2 separate regions of the Homo sapiens genome follow, and region 1 is linked to region 2. Evidence: read pairs that join two places in POLR2A ChIA-PET (ENCODE). Cell type or tissue: MCF 10A. All regions are shown on one strand. Each heading gives the region's core, and the rest is flanking DNA. Links, peaks and the distances in the headings are about the cores only.

Evidence for each region. ChIA-PET counts read pairs that join two places held together with the same protein. Peaks named below come from ENCODE experiments on the same cell type or tissue, not always from the same donor. Only the 100,000 strongest peaks of a DNase experiment are listed, where the experiment ranks them.
Region 1: POLR2A ChIA-PET joins it to region 2 with 5 read pairs; 5 of 35 experiments call an interaction of 5 or more read pairs at or near these places.

The regions. Positions count from the first base shown.
Region 1 is chr21:14,563,038-14,571,934 of GRCh38, forward strand. It overlaps a transcript of SAMSN1 not described here. Among named protein-coding and RNA genes, the nearest start is that of SAMSN1-AS1, 15 kb to the right of the region's middle. In MCF 10A, for the core only: no CTCF peak of the experiment used is centred there; a DNase peak (open chromatin) is centred at 5,084.
Region 2 is chr21:14,736,524-14,745,420 of GRCh38, forward strand. It overlaps LOC124905054 (a long non-coding RNA gene), which reads right to left and starts at 7,966. Exons shown (of 2, transcript XR_007067926.1): 1 at 7,931-7,966; 2 at 6,639-6,850. In MCF 10A, for the core only: no CTCF peak of the experiment used is centred there; a DNase peak (open chromatin) is centred at 4,908.

The DNA.
Region 1 (8,897 bases), core at 4,067-6,566, 170 kb before region 2:
ATTTCCAACAACATAAATGCACATGCACAAACTTTACAAGTCATATATCTTTACTGAAATGACCAGATTCACTAGAGAGCAAGGAGACACTGCTAAAGCATTCTGATTCATATTCTGCAATGTCATCATAACCTCCTGAGACACAACATGTCTTTGCATATATGAGTAAATAATTTAACAACTGTAAGATATGTCCCAAAATATCTTTCATTTCATTTACTGGAATACCATAACTGACACTGATGCCAAAATATTAATTATATGACATAGCCAAAAATGTAAAGTATATGTTTCTAATTGAATTATATTGAAGGAGAAATTTAACATGACTTCACTTTGTTTTGAATGCAAATTACACAATGATATTATTAAATTAAGACTCTGTAAGTATGAAAAACTTTTGTGTACACAATTTAGTATTCAGTTGTCTTTGGTATTTTTATGTAAAATCATAAAATTTATTTGGGAAAGTTAAGGCTCAAAAAAGAGCTGGAGAAGCTCAATTTAAGGGGAAAAAAATAAAGCTGAGAGCAGCACTGGGTCTAGAGCCCAAGTGTCTCTACTTGTGGTACAAATGTAGTGTAGTCTTACCATGTGAGTGAGCTTCTTCCCCAGTAACTAAGCCCTGGGTACAAAAACAACAGTGGTTCCTATACTTCGTGATTCATACAAAGTTATATTTTAGAGAGATTAGTGGCCTTAAACAGAATTTCACAATAGTTTCTTACCCTGCAAATCAAATGTTCTCCATGGAAAGAACAGGTATAAAATACTTGGAAGGAGCTGTGAATGCCCCGTGTCAGCAATTGACATATGTGTCAGCATAAGTAGTGGTAGAATAACCTAAGTAGGAAAAGACTTAACAAGAATATAGGTACAATTAAGAATGGTAGCAAAAGTGAACCAAAAATAGCTTGTATCTGCATGGGGTGGCCAAGTTGGGTATACACACCTACTGGCATTCATTCATTTTGTCATTCCTTTACCCCAACACCATTTTCGAGTTCCTACTATATGTCTAGCATTGGTAAATACATTCGTTTTTTAAAAGTCTGATTTGCTTACACTATCTGGATTTTTAAAATGAGTAATGTCTGGTTCTGAACCCATGCAATTGATTTCAAATCAGATAATCTAAGAGGACCTTAGATGCCTACATACTGACTTGAAGAAGGGTTTTATGGAGACGCCGATGGAGAATATGGATTATATGTTTTAAAGCCACCATTTCCCATACTCTTATACTCAGTCTCATTCATTATTAAAGCCTAGAAGTAGATGAGAAGAAGGGAGATTTCTTGGAAGAGAAAAAATGAGCAAAATGAGCAAACATTTATTGATAATCTGCTATAGATTACTGCATCTCACTAAATCCTCTTAACAACAGTATCAAGTGTTATTGTCTCCTGTGTTGCAAAGAGAAAACTGTGGTACAAAACAGCTAACTCACCTAAAGACAAAAAGCTAACAAGTAGTCAAGAGTTAAACCCAGGCCTGTCTGACACCACTGTACCACACAGCCAAACCTGTCATGCAGAATAAAACTCACAAGATAATTAGTGGAGAAAGATGATAAGCCAAAAGCAACTCCATGCATTTCTTTAGCAGTTGGCTGTACATCTAAAGCTTTATTTTATAGTCAAAGAAGATCGCCTCTTTATCCTATCCCTCCTTCTCTTCCTCTGGTTTCTTTCAATTCATTTTCCACTTTGTAATTCCTTTCCAAGTGCTCACTATGTTGTCACCTTCTCCTAAGACCCAAGGGAGTATTTTTAGGAGCAGTCAGAGGAAGAAACCGAAGGCTGGGGAGGATCACTCCAAATCCACTCAGCAGGAAAAGTTATAGCATGCATAATTTCCAAAACAGGGTTCAGGAATCAAAGGGATGGAGAAGCAACTGAAATTGAGCAGAGGGGCAACAAAAAGGGCACACCAGGGAGCTTGTAAAACCAAGAAGAAAAAAGAACATGTTTTGGGCTGGGAGTGGTGGCTCACACCTGTAATCCCAGCACTTTGGGAGGCTGAGGTGGGTGGATCACTTGAGGTGAGGAGTTCAAGACCAGCCTGGCCAACATGGTGAAACCCCATCTCTACTTAAAAATACAAAAATTAGCCGGGCATGGTGGCATGTACCTGTAATCCCAGCTACTCGGGAGGCTGAGGCAGGAGAATCACTTTAACCTGGGAGGCGGAGGTTGCAGTGAGCTGAGATCACACCACTGAACTCCAGCCTTGGCAAGACTCTATCCAAAAAAAAAAAAAAAAACATGTTTTGGTTTGTATACCTCACAGAAGGCCTCCAAGACGCAGGGAAAATATCTTCAATGACTCATCCTCTATTGATAACACTAGCTTTTACACCAGGAGTCATGCTGAGAAGTTCAGAGACAGTGTTAAACTGCCACAACAAGTCAATGAACTCAACAAAATGCATTGCTTACACATAAATCTACAATTGCCTTGCTGGTTTTGTGATGCAGCTTTCTGAAATATGTATTTGTTTCCTTTTAACATGGGTTCTTGGCCTCCATCTATATACCAAGCAGAGATCTAAGCACCAGCACATAAAATATCTCTTAGCATCCTAACAATAAGTCTGAGAGAAAGCTTTATTTTTCCCACCACACAGAAAGAGACTGTGGATCAGAGAGTAGTGTGACTGCGGATGTCATCGATTCCAAATTTAAACTCAGGATTCCTTCCTTTAAAGTCTAGTGGTCTTTCCGTTATACCATGCTACATAAACTTCTCAACATCACAATGAATAAATACAATGCTAGCCACAATAAAAGTGCAAAAATGCTCTGAACATATGAGGAGTTTAATAAATATTTGGGGATTGGTAGATTTGTATAATTTCAAAAGGCAAACCAACAAACCTTGTCTCCTTGCCAATGGGACGTATGTCTTGACAATGAAAATAACAGGAAGACATAATAATTTATTCACTTCCAATTACCTATCTGCAGATGGACTTGCTAATTGGTTCTGTTTTCGTTATTAGTAAAGACATAATCTTACCTTTTTAACAATTTTCCCAGATACACAAAGGGCAAGCTGCTACTCTCATTGACAACTCATTGGCAGTAACCACATTTAAAGTCAGTTGTGTTTTAGTCAAAGGAGACTTTTCTCCACTTGCATCTGAATTGAAGTAATGCACAACAAATATAGCTATCAAATTTACTAATTGTGTTAAATAAGGATATCCAAGTGTTGCAAGACCATCAGAAAAAGCACACTACAAAAGCTAAGTAGTCAATTTCAAAAAGCCTTTTAACATAAGTATTTCAAAATCATTAATTTTGTTACCATTTAACACCAGTGATTTTCATTTCCCACAATCTATTCTGACATTTAAAGGAAGATTTTTAAAGTATCTCTTGCATCATATAAGACTACCACCATATAATGCCACTTAAAAATTACTGCATTTTACAAAGGTAAAGGCAGGGGGAGGTTGGCCCATAAAAAAATCTAATAAAACCTTCCATATATATATATAAAATTTTTTTTTTGAGACAGGGTCTCACTTTGTCGCCCAGGCTATAGTGCAGTGGTATGATTTTGGCTCACTACAACTTCTGCCTCCCGGGTTCAAGCTATTCTCTTGCCTCAGCCTCTCAAGTAGCTGGGGTTACAGGTGTGCACCAACATGCCTTGCTAATTTTTGTATTTTTAGTACAGATGGGATTTCACCATGTTGGCCAGGCTGGTCTTGAACTCCTGATCTCAAGTGATCTGCCCACCTCGGCCTCCCAAAGTGCTGGGATTACAGGGGTAAGCCACTGCACCTGGCCTTTCTCATATTTCTTTTTGAGCCATGTTAGTGTTATCCAGTACAAAGAAACACACACATGCACACCACCTAGAGACCTATTGTCATGGTTCAAACATCTTAGGATATAGAGATCATGACCAAACAATATTGGAAACTCTTACTAAAGTAAGTAGGCTTTATGATTAGTAAACTGGGCATTTTCTTTGATCCTCTGACAGAGGAGATGACTTTTGCTCCTCAATGATTGGGTTGAATGCTATGCCAGGTGCCTTCGGTCATACAGAGTGGTATTGACAGAGGGTTTCATGGCTCCTAGAACCACAAGAAAGCCATCCACTAAAACATCTGTACCAGGGCGGTGTTGTCAGAAGACAGAAAGGAAAATAACAGTAAAGAACATAAAAGAGTAGCCATAAATAAGAGGAAGTTGCACGAGTAAGTCAGGTGAATGGTTTTTAATCCGGCTTGGACGGCAAGCTTGAAAAAAAAAAAAACACAAAAAATGACCCAGTCCAGAGCATCAGATTTTATTTACATAAATATCAAAAAAAGATTATGTTAAAATGATAAAAATTATTTAATTTAAAACCATTTTGTAAAATCTGGAAAATATATGCTAAGTGAACTTGTGGTTTGTTAATACCCTTTGCTTGGGGATTTTTCTACTCCACAATTTATGAAAAGTCCCAAATATTCTCTAATGGGATTTTTAGCCCAGTCGGTTGGAAAGCACAAAACTACCTCTGGGGATTTATCCACTGCACCCATTAGAGGCTCTGTACACTCTTCCAGCTGATCATAAAGACCTTGAGTACTGAGCATTACCAAGGGACACCCAGTCCATTCCTGGCGTCCTGGTGTCCTTTTTTCTTTTCTGTGTTCTTAGTGTGAGGTCCTAAGGTGATGTGTATGGCAAGAATGGGACTAAGAAGACCTTGACTGAAACCGCAGCTCAGCCCTGAAACTGACTGACCTTGGGCGAGTTCCTCAATCTCGGTGCCCTGTTGCCTCTCATTTGGAAAATTCAATTGCCTACTTTACAGGATTGTTGTACCTTCTGGATTTAATAACTTGTGAAAATAATATACATATGAGAGATTCTCAAAAAGACTTCTTGGATAGGTGAAAATGAAACTGAAAAATCAGAGAATAAAAAATGGTGTTCGTCTATTCAGAAGTTGTTCTAAAACTTTGGTGAGCATAAAATATCACCTAAGCAGCTTTTGAAATGATGTCCATTCTAGAAATTCTGATTGAGTAAGTCTGGATTAAGCAAGCATTACTAATCATGGAACCACACATTGGGAAATACCGCTTTAGAACATAGTATTCTATCAAAATTGTAAAACAAATATTGGTTTTATTTGAAAACATTACATGAAGTGATTCTTTCTTTAATGACATGTCTCTCATTTAAGTGTTCAGGTTTATAAGGCCTCTGATTCTCAATTAGAATGAGTTCCCTATATCCCCCTCATAAATAGAACTATATCAACCTTTCACATCTAAGCAGCACTGAGCTCTAATAAGTGTGCCACTGTATGACAGCCAAGTGTGGAAAGGCGACTGGAAAAACACCACATATTATTTCTTGCCTATTTATTTTAAAACTGAGTAATAAAAGGTGTTCAGCATTTTGCCATATAAGGTACTAAGTTCGGAAATATTTTCACGGGAATCAGGTCTTCCCCCCAGTGATGGCTTAATATAATCCACAAGTACTCTTCATTCCTTCATAAAGTTGATCCATGGATATTTATTCATAGAAGAGGTCTTAGTGGTCATCTAGTACTATCCATTTATTTTACAGCTAAAGAAACCCCAGCTAATGTCAGCTGGCTTGTCCTCCAACCCAGAATCTTCACAAATGAAGAAGTTTCCCTCCCAAGGGAAGCCTAATTAAGAGCCAAGTCTACACTCAGAAAGATTTCTCCACTGAAACTAACTTTGCTATCCAGTGTTAAAAGGGAATCTAGTGTCTTAAATCATAGTATTAGTAGTAATTCCTTCATGTAAATAAATGCACAACATTTGGGTTAACCTCCTTCATAGTATCTTACTGATTGATAATATAAGAAAGCAGGATGACAGATTCATTTCACACAAAAATGCACTCCTTCAAAATAACAAAATTAACCAGAATTCATTTTACTTCAGATCCTGAAAGTCCAGCATTAAAAAACATTAAAAAGGCTAGGCATAGTAGCTTCATGCCTATAATCTCAGCAGTTTGGGAGGCTGGAAAGAGGATCACTTGAATCCAGGAGTTCAAGACCAGCCTAGGCAACATAGCAATACCTCATTTCTATTTAAAAAAAAAAATAAAAATAGCTAGGCGTGTTGTTGCATGCCTATAGTCCTGTCTACTTGGGAGGCTGAGGTGGGAGGATGGCTTGAGCCCAGAAGATAGAGGCTGCAGTGAGCTGTGACCGCACTACTGCAGTGCAGCCTGGGCAACAGAGCAAGACCCTATCTCTAAACAAAAACAAAATGCATTTAAAAGTTACTTCTTCTGAAAAGATAATTCTCTTCCACATTACACAGTAAAATAAATGAATTCATTTTGGCCGACTGCTGTTTTGGGTTATTTCCCCATTTTGCTGTTTTGGGTTATTTCCCCAATTTCCTTAGATGTGTACAAAAAAATTAGTGCTGATGATATTTTTAATCTTAACCCTCATCTGCTTTTTTGATAGATTTTTTTCCCAGATTTTTTCTGTTAACCCAAGCCCACACAGCCAGCAAAACTCCCAAGAACTCTTGCAACCAATTTTTCCTTTTCAATTGTATAAAGCTTTGAAAGTTATTGATTCTGCAAATGTGAAAAATTAACTTATCAAAAAATAGCACACATAAAATGGGAACTGGCCAAAGAAACACAAAGAATATTGTTTTAACTGGAAGTTCTATCATTAACTGCTACAACTACTGTATTCCTGATATGGCTTTTTGCAATATATTTATCACTATATGGGAACGATTTAATCTGCTCCATAGAGAGAGCAGTAGGAGCTCTCAGTGGCCTCAAAATATGATGGTTCTTACCAAAAACAACGAATCTAAATTTCTTGCAGATAGTAGGCCTAACTTTTTTTTTTCTAAAAGGAAATAACTCTCCTCTAAAAGTCAAATTTGTTTTTAAAACTGTGGTGTCTTTAACCACTTTCCCCCCCCCCAGTTTTTCACTTGACACCTTGTCATGAGTTACAGTGGCTTGCATCAATCATTCTGGGTTCACACAGAAAATATTTTGTGGTGGTTGACTATCACATGCGAGAAACTAAGTGCCCTTTGCGGGTGACTGCGCAGGTACCTCTGATTTCTTGCCAAATCATTCAGAATGCCGCAAATCCATTAAATCTCTCCACAGGGAGGAAAAAGTTCCCGCATTCTAGAGAGAGAATTTATGAGTTCATTTCAATCACCACAAATGAAAGCCACCCTTAATATTCATTAGAGATTTTACAGTGGCAATATGCATTATCTATTCATATGCCCCTCTAAAAGGCCAATTTCCCTTGAAACCTTGCATGGCTCCAAGCCACTCTTTGTAGAAACAATGGCCTATGTCCAAGTGGAATCAGGGGAGGCAAATGGATGACATTTCCTTATCCATTGGTAGTAATTCCACTAAGCCACTATGGTGGCTATGAGTTTCTGAGCTTTAAAAATTAAAGGACAGATTTGGAATGTGCAGTCGTGTCATTGTATCACTTCTCTGCTGTCATCTGTGACCATATGTCCTAAATTGAATAGAGCTTTTCGGTTGGCATCACAAGAGATGACTTTTGAAACTGACATTTCTTTCATTTGGAGAAATGTATATGTTGGAGACATAATCCTATGAGCCTGAGAGCTTTTCATTAATCTCTGTCTTTCTACCACCATAGTTCACGCCACCATCATCTTTCATCTATTTTTCCCTTCAAATCTATTTTCTTCACTGTATGTAGAGTGATCTTTCCAAAATATCAACTCAAGCCTCATATCCTCAACAAATCAACAAGAAATATCAAAATAAGCCCTTGGCTTAAAACAGTTCTTGCTTAGCTTCCTCATTGCTTTTAGGGAAGACACAGCAAAACAGCATAACCTGTAAGACCATATGTGGTCTGACTCCTTCCTCAGGCTTACCTTATCCCACATCTCCGTGTTTTCTCTCCCAGCTATTATGAATTCTCATTGTCCTTATTATCAGTTAGTTAACTCTTCTCTTCCATCACATTTGAACTCTATCATCACTACCCATGAAAGCATTTTCTGACTCCTCGCCTATTATTGGCCTTCACAGAACCATGTAACAATCATAGCTCTTATCAAAGCTGGCATTTCATGTTTATTTATGTGATTAAATATATTTTTGTTTCTAATTAGACTATAAGGTTCACAATAATCTGTTTCTACCCAACAGTTTATCCTCCTTAACTGGCATGATGTAAATACTCAAAACAAATTGTTGAGTAAATGAATAAATCAGTTCTTGATTTTAACGTATCTTGTGCCCTGGATAAAAAATCCTTTCTATGAGTGAGACATGGGCTTCCACTGGGGTTGGGCTTGAGGTGAGCTGCAATAAAGCCATATTTCTAATCCAATTATTCATCACTATGGTTGTATTTAATAGCTGGGAACCATGAGATGCATAAAGATCTTACACTGAATATTCATAAGGGTTTTTAGAGTGAATTCAACCACTTGCTTTACAACTTCCCAGGAAGGAGAGGGAACATGAATTTCTTTCCTTCATTTTTCATTCTTTCTGAAAAAGGTGGTTATGACTGAGCGATATATTATGACTTTGAAATAAAATATCATGAAATGCATATGTGATGTGGCTACTATAAAATATATGAGAAGAGTTTTAAAAAGGTAACATCATTTTACATATGCAAGACACTGTCAATACAGTCACAATTCGGGAGGTCAGAAAAGGGCAACGGTGATGCCAGCATGTGCACTCCAGCCTCTTCTTCTTTTTGTCTGTTTTCCCCAGTCTCTCACAGGCATGGGGTCAGTAGAGTACCCCCAAGAAGCTAAAAGTAAACTCTCACCCGTTGCTCACTGTATACATTTCAGTGAGTTAGCTCCAGCTTTCTTAGTTCCAGGGAGATAATTG
Region 2 (8,897 bases), core at 3,791-6,290:
TGTTCCTCGTAAACCATGATAATTGATTTGACTTATCTTTTTTAAATTCTTTTAATTTATCTCTATTAATTTATAGCCAATGGAAAGTTGCCCAACTTTCTGACTTTGTCACTCTGAAGACCCAGTATGGAAGGTTCTTAACAGCAAAAGCTGTATCACATTCAGAAGAGGACAACCACATGGAAATAAATGAGCAGTGAAGCTGACAGGGGTATCAATGTGTCTTTCAATGCTTCGTGCATCATCAGCTATTTATTTCAATATTTTGTATGTCATCAGCACTTTGTCTGACAGCTCCATTTGTTCACTTTTCATACTTCTTTTGGGTGAACAGCATGTATAAGAGCTCCATTTTGGAACAGCACATTAATCTTCCCTAGTTAAGGGATGACTTGTTCTCACACTTATCATTGCACCTCTCTTGTGATATGACATCACCCCCTCATTTGCTGAGATAAATGCCAAACAAAAACATCACACCGGCATCTGAATTTCTACATTGTCTATTTGATTTGTATCACAACTTTGAAATATAAGGAAAGGAGGACACTAGTCATTAATGAAGCTACTTTTTTTTCTTGGCGCTTTTATATTTTCTACAAGATTTGTACTTAATATTGAGAAACTCTGACAGTCCTAAGCCAATTCTGTGGCTTGCCCAGTAGGTTAAATCAAGTTGTGCCAGAAAACCCAGACATATACCCATCTTCCACACAATGGAGTGGCAACCAGCCTCCCTTGTCCTTCGGCATCCATGGCAAGTTTGTCCTCTAGAGCACTGAGTTATATGACCCATGAGCCAATGGCTGCATTTACAACAAAGACCCGTGAAAGTTGTAATTCATTTACAAATAACTCATGAGTTCAGTCCTATCCAGAAGGTGATGCTGAAATACTGCACAATAACAATGTTTGTTTGCCTAAAAAGGACATTCAGCAGCAATGGTTCACTACAGGTTAGGCACCATATTTCAATTCCTAATCAAATTCTATTTGGACCTTTCATTTCCTGAAATGACCCTGAAAATGTTATCTCTACTCTAGCTGTCACCCTTCCTGCTTGTGATCTCAGTTTGAAATCTAAGTATTAGAAACCGTAGAAGACTGTGGCTGGATTTGGCATTATTCCAGTTCACTATGAAGACACATTTAAACTGAAAAACTTACATAAACTAAGTGAGATGAACTGGTCTCCATAACAGGAGAAGGTAATACGATGATGGCTTATAATTTGGAATAAAAATCATGTAGTGTCTTTAATATCTTTCACCCACAAGACATTATGTGTATAAAGACTTAGAAAATTAGAAAATAATGGGAAAACACCCAAATGTCCAAGAGCAAGATAATAAATAAATAAATTATGCTATGCTCAAATAATGAAATAATATGCAACAGAGAAAAGCAATAAACTACAGGCATGACTGACAATGTGCAGGATTCCCATGAACAAAAATGTTAGAAGAAAATGTCAAATGAACACAGAACAATATGGTATAAGATTTTGTATACAAACTTTTAAAACGTACAAAAGGATATTATATACAGCTAAGAGTACCTGCAATTATTGTACTAAAAACACAGTGGAAGATAAATACCGGTGGCTCCCTCTAGAGGCAAGGAAGAAATGAGACGTGATCAGAGAGGAATGCTTAACGGCACTTCAAATGTGCAGGGCGTGTTTTATTTGCTAAGCTGGTGTTCACTTTATTTTTCTTTATACTCTCCTTGTATGTGTAAATATTTGCAAAATAAAATGTAATAAAACCATGTAGGTGGCGATCCCTGCCCTTAGAAATTAAAAAAATCTTATTATGGAGAAAAGATATTTGCACATTTTTTCAACTTTATATATATTTTATTGTTGCAATAATATAGACTACAAGAAATTAGCTTATTAAATAAAATCTACCTTCATTCATATATATATAATACTTTGAGTTCTGGAGCACGTGTGCATAACGTGCAGGTTTGTTACATAGGTATATATGTGCCATGGTGGTTTGTTGCACCCATCAACCCTTCATCTACATTAGGTATTTCTCCTAATGCTGTCCCTTCCCTAGCCCCCACCCCCCAACAGGCCCCAGTGTGTGATGTTCCCCTCCCTGTGTCCATGTGTTCTTATTTTTCCACTCCTACTTATGCGTGAGGACATGCAGTGTTTGGTTTTCTGTTCTTGTGTTAGTTTGCTGAGAATGATGGTTTCCAGTTTCATCCATGTCCATGCAAAGGACATGAACTCATCCTTTTTTATGGCTGCATAGTATTCTATTGTGTATATGTGCCACATTTTCTTTATCCAGTCTATCATGGATGGGCATTTGGGTTGATTCCAAGTCTTTGCTATTGTGAATAGTGCTGCAATAAACATACGTGGACACTTGCACATTTTTTAAAAGGTAGACGACAACACAAGATGACAAATGTGTAAATTCCAAATGAATCTTACAGATAACCTGATAATATTCCTGGAGTCTTCAGGGAAATTTTATTTGTGGAAATAAAATGTCTTATTATCAAAAAAGCAGATGGAAACAGGGAGAGGACTAAGAAGAATATGATCCATGTCCATACAATTATAATGTATATCTTCTTACTGGAATGTTATCTCCATGAAGGCAGGATCATCTGTTGTGTTTAGTGCAAATCTTGAGTCCCTGGTATATCCTAGGTAAAACCTACGTACAATAACTTTCATGGAGGGAAGACTGGTATTCTCTAATACCAGTATTCTTGAGATAGAAAACTCATAGACATTCTGACAGTTTAGTAATATACAGTGTTTTACACAGCAGTTCTCAACCTCATAGAACTCCTTTTTCCAGAGAAAACATATGGTAGATATTTTAGGTTTAACATTTGTGGCTGACAGATCTGTATTGCATGAGAAAGAGAATGTAAGGGTGTATCTGATAAAGCAACTAGTTTGATCTCTTAACCTGAACCATGATGCTCCTGTAGCAAATAAAAATTAAAGTGGAACAATAACAACTAAATCTAGGACACTTCAACCATTGATGTCAAAAATACTGAATTGAGAATTAGTACACATAAAATAAAATTTACTCTGTTGTTTGCACTTGATCTAGAGGTTGTATGGAAAAAAATAAAAACAGAAACAGAAAATAGTGATGGATTTTAAATAGTTCTTTGTGTCCTAAAAAGCCAACCAAACAACAACAACAAAAAACATAGATCTCAGAGGCCTTTGCAGGCTGTACATTTCAAGACCAGATAAAAGGTGAGAGGTCTCAAGTGACAGACCAAGATGGGTCACAGGATGCCTGAGAAACCACATGATTAGGTGCAGTCAGACGAACAACTGTAGAGTCAGTGAAAAATCAATCTGGTAGTGACAGAAGCCTATGAGTGAAATGTCTTTTCCATATTTTTTAGCTATCACTCTGTCAATACACGCACTTGAAACTGGATGCACTTGAGAATTAAAAGATGTTAGATCTATAAAGCATTAGAACAGTGTCTACTAGGTACTACTCAATAAATACTGTCTACTTTGCTGAAGTAATAAGTATATTAATAACAAAATTTTTAAATATTGAATTAAATTTTTTTATTGTATATACAGAAGCTCCTTCAATGCTATCTTTTATTTTCACCATGGCTTCACATTAGCCTATCACAAAATTCTACTCCTTACCTACGATCTCAGTGAGAGGTTCTTGCATTAGGATGTACTAAGAACACCAAAGAATCTAAAGAACTCACGGTTATGGCAATTTCTACAATGAAGATAAACAGGGATTATGCAGTTTGGTTGACATTCAGGTCTCCAGTATGTGCTCTTTGGCCTTTCGTGGTCACACTATGTGCTGCTCTGCTTCTATTTATATCATCTTCATCAAATAACAGGCCTAGTAGGAGAATTGTAGGCAGGGGGTGAAGGAAAAAACAAAATGTATGAAACCTTCAACCAAACACAGTGACTTTATGTTACCAGTACTGGTGGGAGATTTGTTATAGGACTAAAAAAGATGCAGAAGAATTCATATAAGAATCAGGAGATCCAAGGCCTACTCTAATTTGCCACTAACTATCTGGGTCACCATGGGACTAATTCCTTAACGTCTGTGAGTACAATACTATACTCAAATTAGAAAATCTTCCAGATCCCTCCCATTCCATATTTATGATTCGTTGATGTTGCACCTTCCCAGATAACCAAGAATCACCTATAAATAGGAAGGGGCAGGCATTTCTCTTTTCTCATCACATTCTCTTTTCCAATAGGTGTTACTACCCTCTAATTTTTTTTTTTAATAAAATCCTCTAGCAAAGGCAATGATTCCTCTATTACTCATCATGAACAAGAGTGCCAGATATGTTTCCTGACTGATAGAAATATCTGAATAAACACGTGGTGCAGTGTCAAAAGCCCTGGACATGGAAGACCTGCAGCTAACCTCTGATTTACTACTTACTAGCAGTTTTACTTTAGAAGTGATATAGAAATTATAATATTGGTGGCTATTGTCTTGGAGATTTTGTCTTTGATTTCACTCACTTTAGAGAAGAGCAAACACCCTCAGTGAGACAGGATAGATACTGCCGGAGACATGATGGGAACCTAGTGATTTTTCCCCCAAGACTTTGAAAACAATTTTTTGGTTTCAAAGACTGAAAAAAAAAATGTATTAACTATAACAAAAAATTCTTCAAGTAAAGCCCCATGTGCAACTTTAATATATTATCAGATCGAAATGATATCATTGTGGTGAAGAGAAGCAAGAGCCTTAGGGACTTTCACCTGACTTCTCCCACCTCCCTTCCCAGCCCCACAAGGCAATAAAAACTCTGACTCCTAGGACTCTTCCAAAGCTCCTCCTTGAAGTGGCCATTTGCATCACCTGAGAGCATGAAAGCCTTGAAAAATCTCAGGCCCCATTCCAGGTTCAGTGAATCAGACTCTACCATGTGACAAGATCCCCAGGTGGTATGTGTACACAGTGAACTTGAGAAGCACTGATCTAGAATACAATTTTAAAACTACCAAATTACCCCATGCTGTTCTTCCTAATTAAAATCTCTGGCTTAGCTTTCCCAATGCCTACTTCGCAGTGTTGTTAAAACCATGAGTGTGAACTCATTTTGTAAAGTACACATTCTATAAACAAAAGGTACTCTTATTAGTTCCAAGTTCCTGGAAGTTTCCGCTACCTCTCTGCTTGTGTTCTAGCTTAAAATCTTGAAATTTCCATTAAAATAATTCTATATGATAAAGCTATCCCCATGTCTTAGCAGATATTCACTAGGAAATCAATCCTTGTTTGATTTGCTTATAGAATTTCTGTGTAACAAATAATTCCATATCAGTTGTTTCTCTGATCTCTGCTTATCTAAGTCACTTTCTATGATTGAAGTATTTAATTGTGTGTTATTTGCACTGTGTACTGGGTGAGCTGTATTTGATAAGTCAAGTGCTTTACCCAGTAATCACACTTAAATCCCCTTCCCAATTAGTATACCCCACCTTAAATATTTCAAATAATGAAGTAAAGTCCATTTTAAAAAATTAATACGGCTAAACAACATATGAACTAATAGGTTATTAATAAATGATGGACACTCAAATATATTGAATGAATGAATTAAAAATTTGAAGAAATAAATTTCAAGAAGGTTCAGCAAATTCCTCACCAACTATTGTATTTAATCCTTTGTTTTTACCTGAAAATTCATTTCAGCGAGGCTACTCTGTAATGCTAGTTTTTTTCCAACTTATAATGTGATATGTAAAAACTTATTTTGGCAAGTTTCCAAAAAGCTCAAAACTATGCAGCTAACCTAAGTTCATGATGAAAAGATTTGACTCATTGTGCTTTTTGTGTGTACGCTCACTGGTTAATTAATTTAAGAAGAAGTCTCACTTATATAACTGAGATGTTAAATGGCTGGATGATCTCATGATTCCCATTTCAGTACATTGACTTTTTTTAAAAAAACTTAATTATAAGAGTTGTCATTAGATTACTTAGAAACAAGAGTATTAGAGTGTGGATTGATTCCTCTCTCTGTTTTCTTTCTATAAAAACTCTACAGATATATGCATCTCCTGGAAGGAAAAGAAATAAAATTAACCCCATATCTATGTTTAATTGTCTTAATGTGAAATATATGATATTTTCAATCACCAGTATATTGTATATTCAATCATGTCATTTTACAGCTGGATCTTAGAGATTACTATTACATATCTCACACTCATGCCCTATTTTCTCTCCAAACTGGTTGCATTTCCTTCCCTATTTCTGTATATTTTATTTTATTTTTTGCTTTCTTGCTCTCTTTTACAGTACTTTGGAATTTTGAAAGCCAACATTAAGGTAGCATTAAGGTTATGAATTTAAAATGCTGGAGGTGAGCATAGGCAAAGAGTAAGTTTCTTCAAGTAACACTATATATGATTAAAAACAAACTACATGCTTTCAAAAATGCATGCCATAAGGAAGAAATGAGGGGTGGGATGCTCACTGTTATATTGTATGAAAAGAACACATTAAAAAGAGTCATATAATTTGTTTTCTAGGGTATAGACCATGAAAAAGGTATACTTAAACTCTTAAATGCAGTATATTATTCTTCCCCATTAAATACTTTAGAAAAATTTAATCCAAATATCCAAAAAAATTTTAGTTTATTAAGATTGTAAGTGGCTAATAGCTTCAGATTCAGAGGGAACAAGGGGGTAGAGGGACAGCCCTTCATAGGCAGCTACCATTTAAGTGTTCCATTGTCATCCTTAGTGTCAGGAGAGCTAGGACTTTTAGGTTACAGAGGATTTTCCAAGTAAATAATACTGAGTAACTCTGCCAATTGAAGTCTACACGATCTGAAAGAGAAAATAACACAGAAGTCCCCCTTTAGGTTTAGTTTTAAATACAATATTCACTGAGATAATAAGAAACTACTAGTGTTCCAGAACTGTAGAGCCTAGAGCAGCTTGATGCTGTCTCACAATAAACTGACAGAGTTCATTTGGAGGAATTCAAAATTCGCTCAGAAAAATTTCTGAATCTACTAATTTTTTTTCAAAGACTATAACTTGTGATTCTAGCATAAAAGATAAAAGACAAAAATATCAAAAGTAACTATAGCTACAACAATTTGTTAATGGATTTATAAAATTAAAAGATATAAGTTGTGACATAAATAGCATAAAATATGGTGGGGGTGCAGAGTGAGAGTGTAGACATTTTGTATGCAATTGAAGTTAAGCTGTTATTAGCTTAAAATAGACTGTTATAACCCTAAAATGTTACACATAAACTCCATGGTAACCACCAAGAAAAAACTTCTAGAAGATACCAAAAAGATAAAAAGAAAGGAATCAAAGCATAACACTATAAAAATTCAACAAATCACAAAGGAAGACAAATCACAAAGGAAGACAAATCACAAAGGAAGACAAATCACAAAGGAAGACAGCAAGATTGGTAGAAGAGAACAAAGGAAATAGTAATAAAATGGCAACAGTAAGTTCTTGCATGTCAATAATTATCTTAAGTGTAAATGGATTAAATTCGCAATCAAAAGACACGGTAATTAGATGGAGTAAAATTTTGTATAAGTCTATTTTCACACTACCTGGCCAGGCACAGTGGCTCACGCCTGTAATCCCAGCACTTTGGAAGGCCAAGGCGGGCGGATCATGAGGTCAGGAGATCAAGACCATCCTGGCTAACATGGTGAAACCCTGTCTCTACTAATATAAAAAAATTAGCCAGGTGTGGTGGCATGCACCTGTAGTCCCAGCTACTCAGGAGGCTGAGGCAGGAGAATCGCTTGAATCCTGTAGGCAGAGGTTTCATTGAGCCAAGATCACACCACTGCACTCCAGCCTGGGCAACAGAGTGAGACTCCATCTCAAAAAAACAAAACAAAACAAAACAAAACAAAACAAAAAATCTACCTGAGACTGGGTATTTTATAAAGGAAAGAGCAGTTCTGCAGGCTGTACAGGAAGCATGGCTGGAAAACCTTAGGAAACTTACAATCATGGCAGAAGGCAAAGGGAAAGCAAGCACATCTACCATGGCAGAGCAGGACAGAGAGAGAGAAGAGAGCTAAGGGGGAAGTGCTACACACTTTTAAACAAACAGATCTTGTGAGAACTACCTCACTGTCATGAGATCAACAGGGTGAAATTCTGCCCCCGTGATCCAATCACCTCCCACTAGGTTCTTCCCCCAACACTGGAGATTTCAATTCAACATGAGGTTTGAGTGGAGATACAGAAACAAACCATATTATTCCACTCGTGGCCCCTCCCAAATATCATGTCCTTCTTACATTTCAAAACCAATCATGCCTTCCCAACAGTCCCCCAGAGTCTTAACTCATCCCAGCATTAACTCAAAAGTACAAGTCCAAAGTCTCGTCTGAGACAAGCAAGCCAAGTCCCTTCTACCTATGAGCCTGTGAAGTGAAAAACAAGTTACTTCTAAGATAAAATGGGAGCACAGGCTTTGGGTAAATATTCCTGCTCTAAATGGGAGAAATTGGCCAAAACAAAGAGGGGCTACAAGCCCCACACAAGTCTGAAACCCAGCAGAGCAGTCATTAAATCTTAAAGCTCCCAAATAACCTCCTTTGCCTCCATGTCTCTCATCTAGGCCATATTGAAGCAAGGGGTGAGCTCCGAAGGCCTTGGGCAGCTCTGCCCCTGTGGCTCTGCAGTGTCTAGCCCCTGCGGCTGCTTTCTCAAGCTGGCATTGAGTGCCTATGGCTTTTCCAGGTTTGTGGTGCAAGCTGTCATTGGATCTACCATTCTGGGGTCTGGAGGACAGTGGCCTTCTTCCCACAGCTCCACTAGGCTGTGCCCCAGTGAGGACTCAGTGGTGGCTCCAACCCCACATTTCCACTTTGCACTGCCCTAG